2 separate regions of the Mus musculus genome follow, and region 2 is linked to region 1. Evidence: chromatin loops called from intact Hi-C (ENCODE). Cell type or tissue: heart. All regions are shown on one strand. Each heading gives the region's core, and the rest is flanking DNA. Links, peaks and the distances in the headings are about the cores only.

Region 1 (7,808 bases), core at 1,421-6,420:
ATAGAACACAAAAAAATAGATTTGTTGAGTACTAAAGCATTTCATTAGACATATGTATATATGTATGTGTATATGCATGTGTATATATGTGTATGCATGTATATTTGTATGTATACATGTGTATATGTATGTATATGTGTATATGTAGGTATTATGTGTGCATGCATGTATGTGTATACATGTGTATATGTATATATAGGTATGTATGTATGTTTGTGTATGTATGTATATGTGTGTTTTTATGTGTATGTGTATATGTGTATATATATGTATATGTGTGTTATGTATATATGTATATGTATATATGTATACATGTATATATGTATATATGTATATGTGTATGCATGTGTATATGTGTGTGTATATATATGTATATATATGTATATGTATATATATATATATATGTATGTGTGTGTGTGTGTGCATAATGCCCACATAGAGAGTTACCTTATCACCCTCCATCCCCCCCACACACACAATGCACCTGCAACAAAAGGACTAAGCATAAGGGTCGGCATTTACAGTAAGGTAAGGCCGCTGACAAAGTGGCCGCTTTGCATCTAGATCTGCTGCATCACAACCCTATTTCTGTTTTCCGTTTACAGAAACCTTCTCTGACAGGCCTGTACCTTACTTGTACAGAATTTCATGGAGGGACACAGTGCCCCACCCAATGACCAATAAAGTACAGAGAGAAACTTTCCCCCTTGTACCAGAACTACAAACAGACCAGAGAGACAGAGGCTATACGGAGACACACTGAAGTCAAGCCTCTGGATCCATTCACCCAAGGCCCAGGTGGGGCTTGGCCCTGCCTGTGAAATGGGATACAATGTGACACACAAATGCTACATCAATCCCACAAGGCTGATATGGAGTGACAGGGACCACAGGACCTGAAACTCAGCAGCAAGCCCTAACTGGGACTATAGTTGGCAACCCTTCTGGGAGCACCACTCCCTTCTCTGGAACTGGCTCACCATAGGAAGGGCTGGGCGGTCTATTTTAAGTCCCTTCCATTTATATGTTTGTCATCTGTGGCCCACTCAACTCGATTTACTTAAGCTGCTGTTATTCTTAGTACAAATAGCACATCTATAAGGGACTGATTTTGTCCGTTTTTAAGCAATTAATTTTTTTAAGAGTTATCTTAATTTTCCATGTATGGATGCTTTGTGTGTATGCAGGGGCACCATGTGTGTGCCAGGAGCCCAGAGGAAGACAGAGGAGGGCAGAAGATCCCCCAGTATTGGAGTTACTGATGGTTATGAGCCGCCATAGAAGTGCTACAAACTAAACCCAGATCCTCTGCAAGAGCAGCCAGTGCCCTTAACCACTGAACCACCTCTCCAGCACCAGCAATTAATTTCTCAGAGACACTTCTCCGTGGACTCCACTCTTGGCCTCTGTCCTTTCTTCTTGAAAAGACCCTCCCCATCCTTTTCTCCTAACACACTTTCACTTTCTAGTGAAAGAGCTTCGCACCTTAACCAGCTCAATGGAAGAGAGTTCCCTTTGAGCCCTGCTGTCCACACAACTGTGACATCAGCTGGCACTCCCATGTTGGCCTTTAAACAGTTTGGTGTCCTGACATTTTGTTTGTTTGTTTGTTTGTTTGTTTGTTTTTTACACTTAAATTATGTCATGTTTTCTGTTCAAATGCCTAAGAATGCTAAAGTTCGCTAAAGCAAAGGCGACTCACAGCACTAACCGTGCTCCGGTTTGATTTGCAATCTCTTCTTTTGACTTCTGCAGCTCTGCCGTGTACGCCTGGATCCGAGCACTGCACACCATGAGGTTCTTAACTGCATGCAAAACTTGGTCTTTTTTCGTACTCAGCGAGAGCAGCTTCCATATTCCTTCTCGCATGCGGATCTCTAAGTCTATTTTCTCTCGGATGCTGCAGTCCTGGAATAGAGAATCCTCCGTAAGAGGTTGCAAGAGTCTAGAACTACGATTAAGACAGGCAGAGGGTGGGAAACGTAGTAGACATTGTTTGTTTGTTTTTTTTTATACCATTCTGAGGATGAAACCAAGCTTCCCAGAGTGAAACAAATACAGCCATTTGCAAAAGCTATTTGCAAGATTCTCAAGTTTCTTGCATTATTAGGAACTCTTTTCAATTTACTGGCTAAAAGGAAAAGAAACAAAGATGAGAAGAACATCTTGCTACCATAACCTCCGTTAGCTTAACAGAGCTCTCAAAATCCATATTTGACCCTTGAGTGGGCCCTTATTTGGATACAGAATTTCCCGTGTTATTAATTACAATGGGGTCACAATGGAGTAGAATGGGTCTCAAATTTTAATAAGGCCAGGAAGAGACACAGACCCACAGAGAGAGAGAAGGCTACAAAAATACACAGACCCACAGAGAGGCCACGAAAAGACACAGAAACACAGAGGCCACATAAAGATAACGGACACATACAGAGAGGCCACATATAGATGTAGACCCAAAGGGGCTACAAGAAGACTCACAAACAGGACTGGTCATATGAACACACACACAAGACACACAAACACACAGAGAGATACAGAGTTAGAGACAGAGACAGAGAGACAGAGACAGAGCCCTATGACGACAGATACACGAGGAGGCCATGTGAAGACAGAGATGGAACACAACAGGTTGATCCCAGTAGCCAGAGCCTAAAGGGGTCATGGAAGGGGTGTTCCTGAGGGCCTGCAGAGGTGGGGGTGGGGTACTGTCAATCTCTGGAACTGGGGGTGGGGAGGGGATTTGTGGGTCATTTGTTAGACAGCCTTAAGAAATACAGAATAAGCAGCGGGTGAATAAGAATGACGACTCAGCAATTAAGAACAGAATACTTGATGCTCATCTAGTGGACCAGGGTTCGGGCCCCAGCGCGTACATCCAGCAGTTCAAAATTGCATGTAATATCAGTTCCAGGGGACCCAGGACCCTCTTTTTCTACACATGTGCATATAACCCCCACCCCCACCCCGGCTGCCACCACCACCTTAACAACTGTAAGCAGCACACTACACACATGCACAGATCATGAGAGCCACAGGTGGCTCTGATATGCCTGGAAATCGCCAGAGGCCTCAGCTGCCGGGACAGAGACTCATCTCTGGCCATGTTTATTTTGGAGTCACCAAGAAATTTCTTTGTAGCTTAGTTCTGGGTCTTGGTCTTTTTCTATTTAGTGACTGCATGATGGCCTCACTCAATATACAAGTCTCATTCGTACCATTAAAAGTCTACACACCAGATGCAAAGTCCTCTGTTCACTCCCAGAAACTTTGTAAACATTAGAAGCCACAGAGGCCTCTTTATGAACGGGCACAGAACCCACGCGTGTCTATTTCTAAGCGACAATCCTGGCTTCAGAGGTTTAAAAACAAAATACAAAAAACAAAAAAAAACCTATTACTTTTTCTTTGTACCGAAATTCAATTTAAAAATGTGGATAGGATCTAATAAGTGTCAAGGATTAAAAGGACAATCATTTCAAAAGGAAGAGAAGAGGGTTAGGAGAGTTGAGAGTCTATGGCGGTTACCCCCGAAAGCAAAATGTTAGATGGTTTGACTTGACTCTCCAAGCCTAATCGGCTGAGCTATTCACATGAGAGAACAGATCTGTTTAATTACCTTCTGTTACCACAACATGGAATCGTCACAGGCTAACCTTGTCATGTAGTATGTGCTGACTCAAGCTGGGGTACTCTACCAACGCTGTCCCTTGCTGCACTCCTTTCTTTGACCATGACTGCCTTCCACCAACTCCGACGTCATCTATGGATGACTTGCAAGCCCCAATGTCGTTTCTCCTTTCACATCATCAGCAATCAGTTCTAAGAACCATCTACGTGACCCACATGTCTACAGTGATAGACGGTAGACGGCGGCAGGCTGGTTAGCGCTGGTAAGTGCACACCGGGAGCGACTGGAAGCTGGGATGAGCCGCTTTACCCCACAGAGCCAATATAAATAAATGCCATCTGGTGCCTCGGAGTTCAGCTTTGCCTTTTAAACGAAGCAACGAGACAGCTGATTGAGCTGGCGCAGAGGTTCTGAAAAGCTGGCTACATCCGAGAACCAACTGAGGCACACGGAAAGAACCTTATTAAAGTTCCTGACCCATCCAATTAGGTCTTTGGAGACGGGAAGAGCATTTTTTTAAACGGTCTTCTAATGTGGGGTGGAGACCCCTTTGGGGGTCACATATCAGGTATTTTGTTCATTTTTTTTATACCAATTCATAACGGTAGCCAAATGACAGTTCTGAAGTAGCAACAAAATTATTTTACACTGGGGGGGGGTTGTCATCTCAATGTGAGGCACTGTATTAAAGCGTCGCAGCGTTAGGAAGGTTGAGAACCACCACTCTAGCGTTCAAAATAGCAGGTGGACTGCTACTGTGGACAGTGAAATCCAAAGATTTAAGGTTGCAATAACCTGAAGTAACCAGCAGGGGGCCACGGCCACACTACACATTAGCCTGGGCTTCAGGGCCTCCATCTATCTGGGAAGTGCATTTTCTTCCCCAGCTGAAAAAGACTTCGGTGATTACAGAGGATTGGGAAATGGAAGGGATAAGAACCTCAAAGTCTTAAATCAAAACAAACAAAAGCTTACGCATGAGACTAAGTTAACGTCCCTTAAGGAAATAAGGCATATGCAGAAGCTATTTCTAGAATTCCACCCTTTACTGCGAGAGTTAGTGAACTGTGGTCTGGTCCATGTGTGATTTTGTAAATAAAGTTGTCCTGAATCACACCAGCTCGTAAAAAAAGCCGGATTGAATCACAACTAGCTCATACTGGCTCTGGCTGCTTTCCAGCCACAGTGGCAGAGTTGAGAAACTTAAAAGATAGTGGCCTCTTACCCACTTCAGCTTAGATGCGCTATAGACTAGGATCCTGACTCCTTTGTCAAAGCTAGTCGAGCAAGTGAGAGAGGGCTGAGGCTGCAGGGTGAACTGCCTACTAAGCGCTACATCTGCATTGTCTTTGAATACATTCAGTTAACAGTGTCCACTGCTGCCGAAAGCTTATGCTGACCACACAACCTGTCGGCACACATCCACCCTGCCCGGGAGAAGAAAACCTCTGACCAGCAAAACTAAGCAGCCTTAGGCAAGGAACTGTTTAAAGAGCAAGAGAATTAGTCTTTACTTAGTAGGTGTGCATGGTACTGCTGGGGAGAAGTTGCTGTCTCGGGCCATCCAGTGTGAATAAGGATCTGGAAAGGAGGGGGCGCCCGCTGGGCATGCAGTCATGTTGACTGGCCTCCAAGAGGACTGAAGAGCTAAAATCATTACTGTTACAGCCCAGACCACAGAGCACAGCCAGGCAGAGTTAAGGATGACTGTGGCCAATAAGAAAAGCTGCCCCGCATGCATCCTGCTGCACCATTGAAGAACGAGTCCCCAGAGTGAGTGGGTTAGCAATCTCCTTTCTCGGGGTTCCATCAGGTCAAACAGAAACCTGTGTCACTGTCCTGGTATGGTTAATAGTAAAAGTTAAGAGCTAAGACGGAGCCGGGCAGTGATGGTGCATGCCTTTAATCCCAGCACTTGGGAGGCAGAGGCAAGCGGATTTCTGAGTTCGAGGCTAGTCTGGTCTACAAAGTGAGTTCCAGGACAACCAGGGCTATACAGAGAAACCCTGTCTCGAAAAACCAAAAAAAAAAAAAAAAAAAAAAAAAAAAGACAGAATGGACGGAACAAAGCTAAAAACAGAATAGCTGGACCCTTTAAAAGTAGGAGATAGGGGCTGGACAGACAGCTCAGTGGGAATACTTGCTGTTCTTCCATTGAATATGAGTTCAGTTTCCAGCACCCACAGCATGCAGCTCACAAACAACTATGAGTCCTGCTCCAGGGGACCCAACGCCTTCTCCTGGTACCCCACACTCATGTACACACCCATATAAATACATAAATAAAAATAAATGTTTAAGATAAGTAAGAGTAGAAATGGGGAGTTGGGGAGATGCTCACTGTGCAAGCACAAGGACCTGAGTGTCCACAGAAAAGCAGGCACCGTGGCGTCTGGGCTGTAACCTCAGGGCTGGGGAGGTGAAGGCAGACAGACCCTGGGGGGTACTGGCAGTCAGTCTAGCAAATATGGAAAGCTGCAGGTTCAAAAAGAAATACTGTCTGTCTGTCTGTCTGTCTCTCTCACTCTCTCTCTCTCTCACCTTTAATCTCAGCACAGGGGTGGCAGAGGCAGGCAGATCTCTGTGACTCCATACCAGCCTCCTCTAGTTCCTGAGTTCCAGGCCAGCCAGGGGCTACACAGCAAGACCTTGTCTCCAAAAAACAAACAAACAAACAAAGTGGAAAACAATAAAGGAATAAACGAAGCTGCCCTCTGCCCTCCCTACGTACGTGCCCAGATGAGAATAACTCTGCACACGCCTGCATCTGCATACAGAAGAGGCTTTAGAGCTGGGTATAGTTCAGCAGTGCAAGGCTTCTCTAAAAGGCGGGGGGGGGGGAAGGGGGCTGGATTTTATCTCGAATGCCACAAAAAGGTAAAACTTACAAAGCTGGCAATCTAGGATATGGAAGAGAGACATTTGGACAGTTTTAAGATCCAGAACTGCACAAAAAGGCAGAGAATGGGCCTCACTGCCCATCCTGAGAGGTGACTTTTACAGTTGCAAGCAGGGATGGGGGCTTGGTGAAACAAGACAGAAGCCATACTGTAAGTAATTCTGACCAAAACTACTACTCACCTAGCAACTGTAACTATGACATGTTGGTAAAAAGACCAGGGGTAGGCGAAGAAAATGAAAGGCTGTTTATATACAGTATGTTTGCTTCTAGAATATTTAATTAAATGATTATTGTTGTTGTTATTATCGTGTGTGCCTGTGTGTATGTGTAAGGTGTGTGTACACAAGTACAGGCTGTGTGTGTGAGTGCATGTATGTATGCACACAGATAGTTGCCATACCATGGTATTTATGTAGTAGTCAGACAGCAACTTTGAGGCGTGGTGTCCCCTCTCTCCAGCTCAGGTCCCCACCATGTGAAGCAAGCGTGTTTACCTCAGGAGCTATCTCACCAGCCCCAATCTCCATCTCTTAAACAATATCCCATGAACTGAAGAAAAAAAAAATTAACACTAACCATTCTAGGAAACTGAAGTGCAGAGAAACGTAATTCGTGTCCTGAGAGCACTTTACAAGGACGAATTGTTTCTTCTCAAACTGCACTTCCACTTGCACTTTTTTTCATAGGAGCCTAGACTTTACCAGGAAGACCAATTAGGGTTAGGTGCTCAGAGGAGTAGGCAAAGGGATGTAATAAAAACAGTCGCCGGGCATGGTGGCGCACGCCTTTAATCCCAGCTCTCGGGAGGCAGAGGCAGGCGGATTTCTGAGTTCGAGGCCAGCCTGGTCTACAAAGTGAGTTCCAGGACAGCCAGTCTGGAAAAACCAAAAAAAAAAAAAAAAAAAAAAAAAAAAAAAAAAAAAAAACCAGTCATCTCTCATGCCTGTGCTCCTGACAACTATCCAAGACAGGCACATCAACTGTTCTGCAGCCATGGAAACTAGACTCAGAACCACCCGTCGGTCACTGAGAATTACATAGCAGAATGGGATTTGACCCCAACCTCACTCCAGAACCAATATGCAGCGCGTGAGGAGTCGAGACACCACTGAGGTTGAAGCCGAGGGCTAACAACTAAACCTCTGACCTCACCCTGTTAGATCACAGATTTCAATTGGGGGCGGGGGACACATAAACTAAGAACACAGTGTTTGTTAGTCAAGTATAAAATCCTCCTCCTGACTCAGTATTCCTGTGAAGTTGAAACCCATTAAC
Region 2 (5,000 bases), core at 1-5,000, 1.1 Mb after region 1:
CACACACGCACACACGCACACACTTAAAAATAAGCATTTAAAACTTAGAGGTTGTGCCCTGAGATGACCGAGAGACTGGAAGATGAACATTTACTAAGAGAATTCCATAGACGGTGTTTTCATGTTGACGTACGGGATTGGTCAGTAAGACAGTTCATGTCTCCGATAGTCTTCTCCTTCTATCCAGCTCTGCAGTGGGAGACACGAAGATCAGAGTTGAAGTGAGGAAAGATGAGGCACACTTTACCCATGTCTCCATCACTGAACATGCTATCAAGCATGTAACTAGGGAAACACATGATCCCTCACCCTCACTACATATAACGACATGTTTAATTCAGGCACTATTTGTTTTTACAGATTTATCACTTTTTTTTAAAAGATTTATTTATTTTATTTATATCCATACATTGTAGCTTTCTTCAGACACACCAAAAGAGGGCATTGGATCTCATTACAGATGGTTGTGAGCTACCATGTGGTTGCTGGGAATTGAACTCAGGACCTCTGGAAGAGCAGTCAATCTTCTTAACCACCGAGCCATCTCTCCAGTCCAGATTTATTACTTTTGTTTTGATGATGATGATGATGGTGATGATGGTGGTGGTGGTGGTGGTAGTGTGTGTGTGTGTGTGTGTGTAGCAGCTGGGGTGGGGTGGGGAGTTGCACACATAAGTCAGGTACCTGTGGAGGCTCAAGTGGACATTAGATCCTCCGAACCAGAGTTACAGGGATCTGTGAGCTGCCTTATGTGGTGCTGGGACATAGACTCCAGTCTTCTGCAAGAGCAGTGCCTGCTTTTAACTGCTGAGACATCTGTCTTTACAGTTACGTTTCTTAGAAGAGACTAATGGGAGGGGGAGGGGATATGGCCTATGCTGTTCCTCGTGCATACTTGTTTGAAAAATGTCCTTCTATAACACAGTGCAATGCATTTGTGGCTATCTGAGGTTTGCTGTGGGGCCATCCCAGACTATTTGTAAGTTCTAGGCCAATGAGAAGTCTTGTCTCAAAGGGAAAAGAAAAACCCCAAGAAATTGTGAATGATACCCAAGGTCTTCTGGCTTTCACATGCACTCACAGTCACACACATACCCCCCTCCACGAACACATGCATGCACACATACACATGCACACACAGATTTGCAAGTTAAAAAAAAAATCTGAATTCTACCACCTCATAGGTCCCCAAGAAAAGACAGCGATAGTAGTGTTCACGACAGATTACTTTCTTGTCCAGTGAAGCATGGCACCTGATGAGTATGAGACCGAAGGACTGTTGAACCTCCTAGATTAGCCTGCAATTGTGAAGGATAGGACTCTAGGGGTGCACTGCAGAAGCCTCCCCTCCCCACTGAGGGATGTTCCAGGAGCCATTCCATGTACTGACAGAATAGCCACAACAAACCCCTTTCCCCTTACTTTGAACTTTGATCTCCAAAAGCCACGTGAATGTGAAGGCTGATTTATGTCAGTGGGTCTTGTGTCGCAGAAGGCGGGTCCAGCCTGGTCCCTGGCACACCACGAAGATTTCCTCCAGCTGTCAATGTGAGAGATGCCTGGGTTAGCTTTTTCTTTTTTCAGAGGACCATCTCCACTCTCACTGAACTGTAGGGGGTGGAGCCAAGAGCGCTCTCACCAGCCCAGTGGGTTGTGATGTGATAGGCATCCTTCCTACATGTTCGCGCAGAGACGTGATTTTACGGAGCTTCCGAGCACACTGAATCCAGTCATGGCATTTCAAGCAGTGTTAAAAAGGAAGAGGTTAGAAGACTTAAATGTGAGGCCAGGCCTCCCAGTTCTGTAGACATCCTTCTATCACAGATTTTACTGTTGTAGCAATATAATCTAACTCTGTTCTCTCTGGCTTAAGAAGGGCAGCCCAGTGCTGGCCAAAGTGATGGGGGAAAATAAGAATTTATAAACCGTTTGTCTCCGTAGTTTCAGCCTCCTGAAATCTGCTGTCCTTCAAAGTACAACCCGATTCAGGCTGAGACCATGAATCCAGCGTGGCTCTGTGTCACACAGTCTACCTTCCCCCCTACAACCCCATTCAAGGTCAGTTATTCATTCCTCCCCAGCAAACAAACAAAAACATTCAAAACCACAGACAGGGAGTAGTGTGATTCAAAAGCCTTGACTGAAGCAGGAAGCCTGTGGCCATCTGTAGAGCAGCCACTTCCTGAAGAGACACACAGCCATGACCCTGTTCCTTGGAAGAGTGGGTGCTGCCTGGGCTTGATAGGAACAATGAGTCAGGCAGGAAGTGGCTGAGGCACGAGGTTTTCTTTGTTGAGAAGGCAAACATGCAAATAAACTGGGAGAAACAGTGTCAGCTCTTTCCAGGGCGCTCAGGGAGGGAAGTTAGAGTTTCACGCACCCTGTACAAAAGTTGCAGTTGCAATCCGATGCCTTTTCCCTTGACAGTGGTGCTACACTGCGGTGTGGTGGTTAATGGTGATTGACAGGATCTAGAATCACGTAGGTGACACACTTTCCTGACCTTTCTACGAGGGAATTTCCAGATCAGACTAATTGAGGTAGTAGCACTACCTAAACTGTAGGTGGCGCCATTCCCTGGCGTCCTAGACCGACTCAAAAAGTGAGTGAGCTCAACACTAGCGTTCATGCATCTCTTCTTCCCGTGTGTATACAATGTATCCAGCCGCCTCAAGCTCCAACCCCATGCCTTGCCTGCTAAGCCGAATAAACTCCCCCTCTGTTGAGATGTTTCTTGGCAAGTATTTGACGAAAAAAGAAAAGCAAAATTGATACAGCTGGAAATGAACCCTAGGCTTTCCTCTATCAAATGCTGGGCGAGTGAACTTGGTATGTGATTAAAAGACTGAGCTGGGGCCTTCATCTGTGAAACTGGCATAGCAAGGCTTTTCTTAGGGGGAGGGGGACTATGCTTTTGTGAGAGATAAATAGGACAAAGAGTGATACTCTGATACAAAGTAAGGAGACAAAATAATCATATTTTTAAGTATTTCACACATAGAGAAGGCCCAGAGAGAATGATACAGTATAGTCACACCCCAGCTTAACTAAGAGACACGACTTCCTCTCTATGTTCTCTCTACTTTTTTCCTTCTTGTAGGTAAACACAGTCCAATATTGACACATGGATTCCCATGGATAGCTTCCCGATTTATATTAAAAGCCATATTCAGCATATTGTTTGGATGTTTCCAAACGTGACAATATGCTCTCTATATTATTACATAGCTGCATTTTGTGATTCAGGATTCTGTCTGTGATGCCAGCCCATGGAGAGACTGAGGCAGGAGGATCAAGAGTTCCAGGTCAGACTGGGCTAATTAAAATCCTATTGGGGGTGGGGGGGAACCCAAGCCAAACCAAATAGAACCAAACCAAAATTCCCTGTTTGAGGATTATTCTTTCTGATCTCTGCAGCTTTGATTCATTTTTACCACGTTTTACCTTTAAGAAGTTTATTTATTTTACGTATATGGTATGAATATTTTCTCCACATGCATGCTGTACTTGTGGAGGCCAGAAGAGTGAGACAGATTCTTTGAAACTGGAGTTACAGCTGGTTTTGGATCACTTAGGTAGGTGCTGGCCATTGAACCTGGGTCCCCTGCAAAAGCAACAAATGCCCTTAGCCACTGAGCCATCTTTCCAGCCTTCATTTGAATTCATGGCATATTTGCTTACTGTCGATGGTGAATATATAGGTAGTTTCATTTTTTTCCCCAAGAGAAATGACATAGTTACGGAAGTTTTTGTGTGCCTTGGTGACCTCAATTTGTAAAACAAAATAAAAATGCTTGCAATTTACACCTCTATCCCTTACCACTACAATTGCAAGAACATTTTCAAGTTTATAAAATGCTTTTAAGTTTATTAATGCTACCACCACAGAGGGTTTTCTACCCTCAACCCTCCATCAATTATAACTCTTTATGCCATGAAATCTCAAAGACTTTCTCACCAAAAGAACGGAAGTACCGTTTGCAGGAGCTCAAAGCCACTTCTTCTGAATCCTTATATTTCAAATAGGGTTTCAGATTCCACTGTTGAAGTTTGTTGAGCCAAAGTCTTACAGTAAAAAAAACAAAACAAAACAAAACAAAAAAACCGAATTCAATTTCCAATTTTCCACCCGGAGGCAAAGAATAGTTCTTGGCGGTAACCATGGCGTTTTCTGTCGGGCCAGTGTGGCTTTTTAGTTATTTTTCCCTGTAATCAAGATTTCCATGGCTGAAGGAATACTTCTTCAGAAGTGAGTGCTCTCACGCCTTGGCGCATTTCCTTGCAATTTTTTACACAGATTGTTTACGTAGTAGGAACCTCATTCTTAGTCCAGCTTCGTGCTCTGCATTTTGAACTTATCATTATAAAGTAGTCTTTTCCCTCTGTGGACTTTTAGTGGCCAAAATTTACCCAGAAAGGAAGTCTGTGCCTCCAAGGATGGTTCTCGGAAATGAAGAAGAAACAACCATTCCAACCCCTTTCATCCCAAGCTGTGGAAGAATGTCTCTTCAGGGTATTTCGTCTGCCCCGCTAACTCCTTGTTAATTGCACCAGTGGACTTCTCTGTTTAGTTTGGTGCTCATAAAGGTGATGACTGAAGTTTTTTAAAAAATGTACAAAATAGATCTCAGCAGTCAGAAGGTCCCCTGCAAGAGGATCCAGCCTCAGTTTTCAGGATCCAGGTCTAGTGACTCACAGCTGCCTGTTATTCCAATTCTGGTGGGTCATGCAATTCTCTTCTGGTTTCCAAGGGCATCTGCACATTAGTGGCACACACACACACACACACACACACACACACACACACACACACACACATGCATGCATGCACACATACATGCACATGTGTGAGCACTTTCATACAATGCACACACACATGCATAAGTAAAATATAACAATTAAAAATGTGTAAAATGTGCTCACAAGTTCATGCTTGTGTGTAACTATAAATGAGTTCATGTGGCTGTGGTCTTACATCCATGTGAGCATGCATGCACACA

The links. A loop is a pair of places that touch in the nucleus more often than their neighbours do. Peaks named below come from ENCODE experiments on the same cell type or tissue, not always from the same donor. Only the 100,000 strongest peaks of a DNase experiment are listed, where the experiment ranks them.
Region 2: it touches region 1 in a loop (3-fold over the local background); 3 of 42 quality-filtered maps call a loop at or near these places.

The regions. Positions count from the first base shown.
Region 1 is chr10:67,981,407-67,989,214 of GRCm38, reverse strand. Rtkn2 (rhotekin 2) reads right to left here. Exons shown (of 12, transcript NM_001359319.1): 2 at 1,712-1,908. Among named protein-coding and RNA genes, the nearest start is that of Rtkn2, 5.7 kb to the right of the region's middle. In heart, for the core only: a CTCF peak has its summit at 4,438 (motif pointing right); no DNase peak of the experiment used is centred there.
Region 2 is chr10:66,861,855-66,866,854 of GRCm38, reverse strand. No RefSeq gene overlaps it. Among named protein-coding and RNA genes, the nearest start is that of Gm31416, 30 kb to the right of the region's middle. In heart, for the core only: a CTCF peak has its summit at 2,565 (motif pointing right); DNase peaks (open chromatin) are centred at 1,464 and 2,234; H3K27ac peaks cover 655 bases.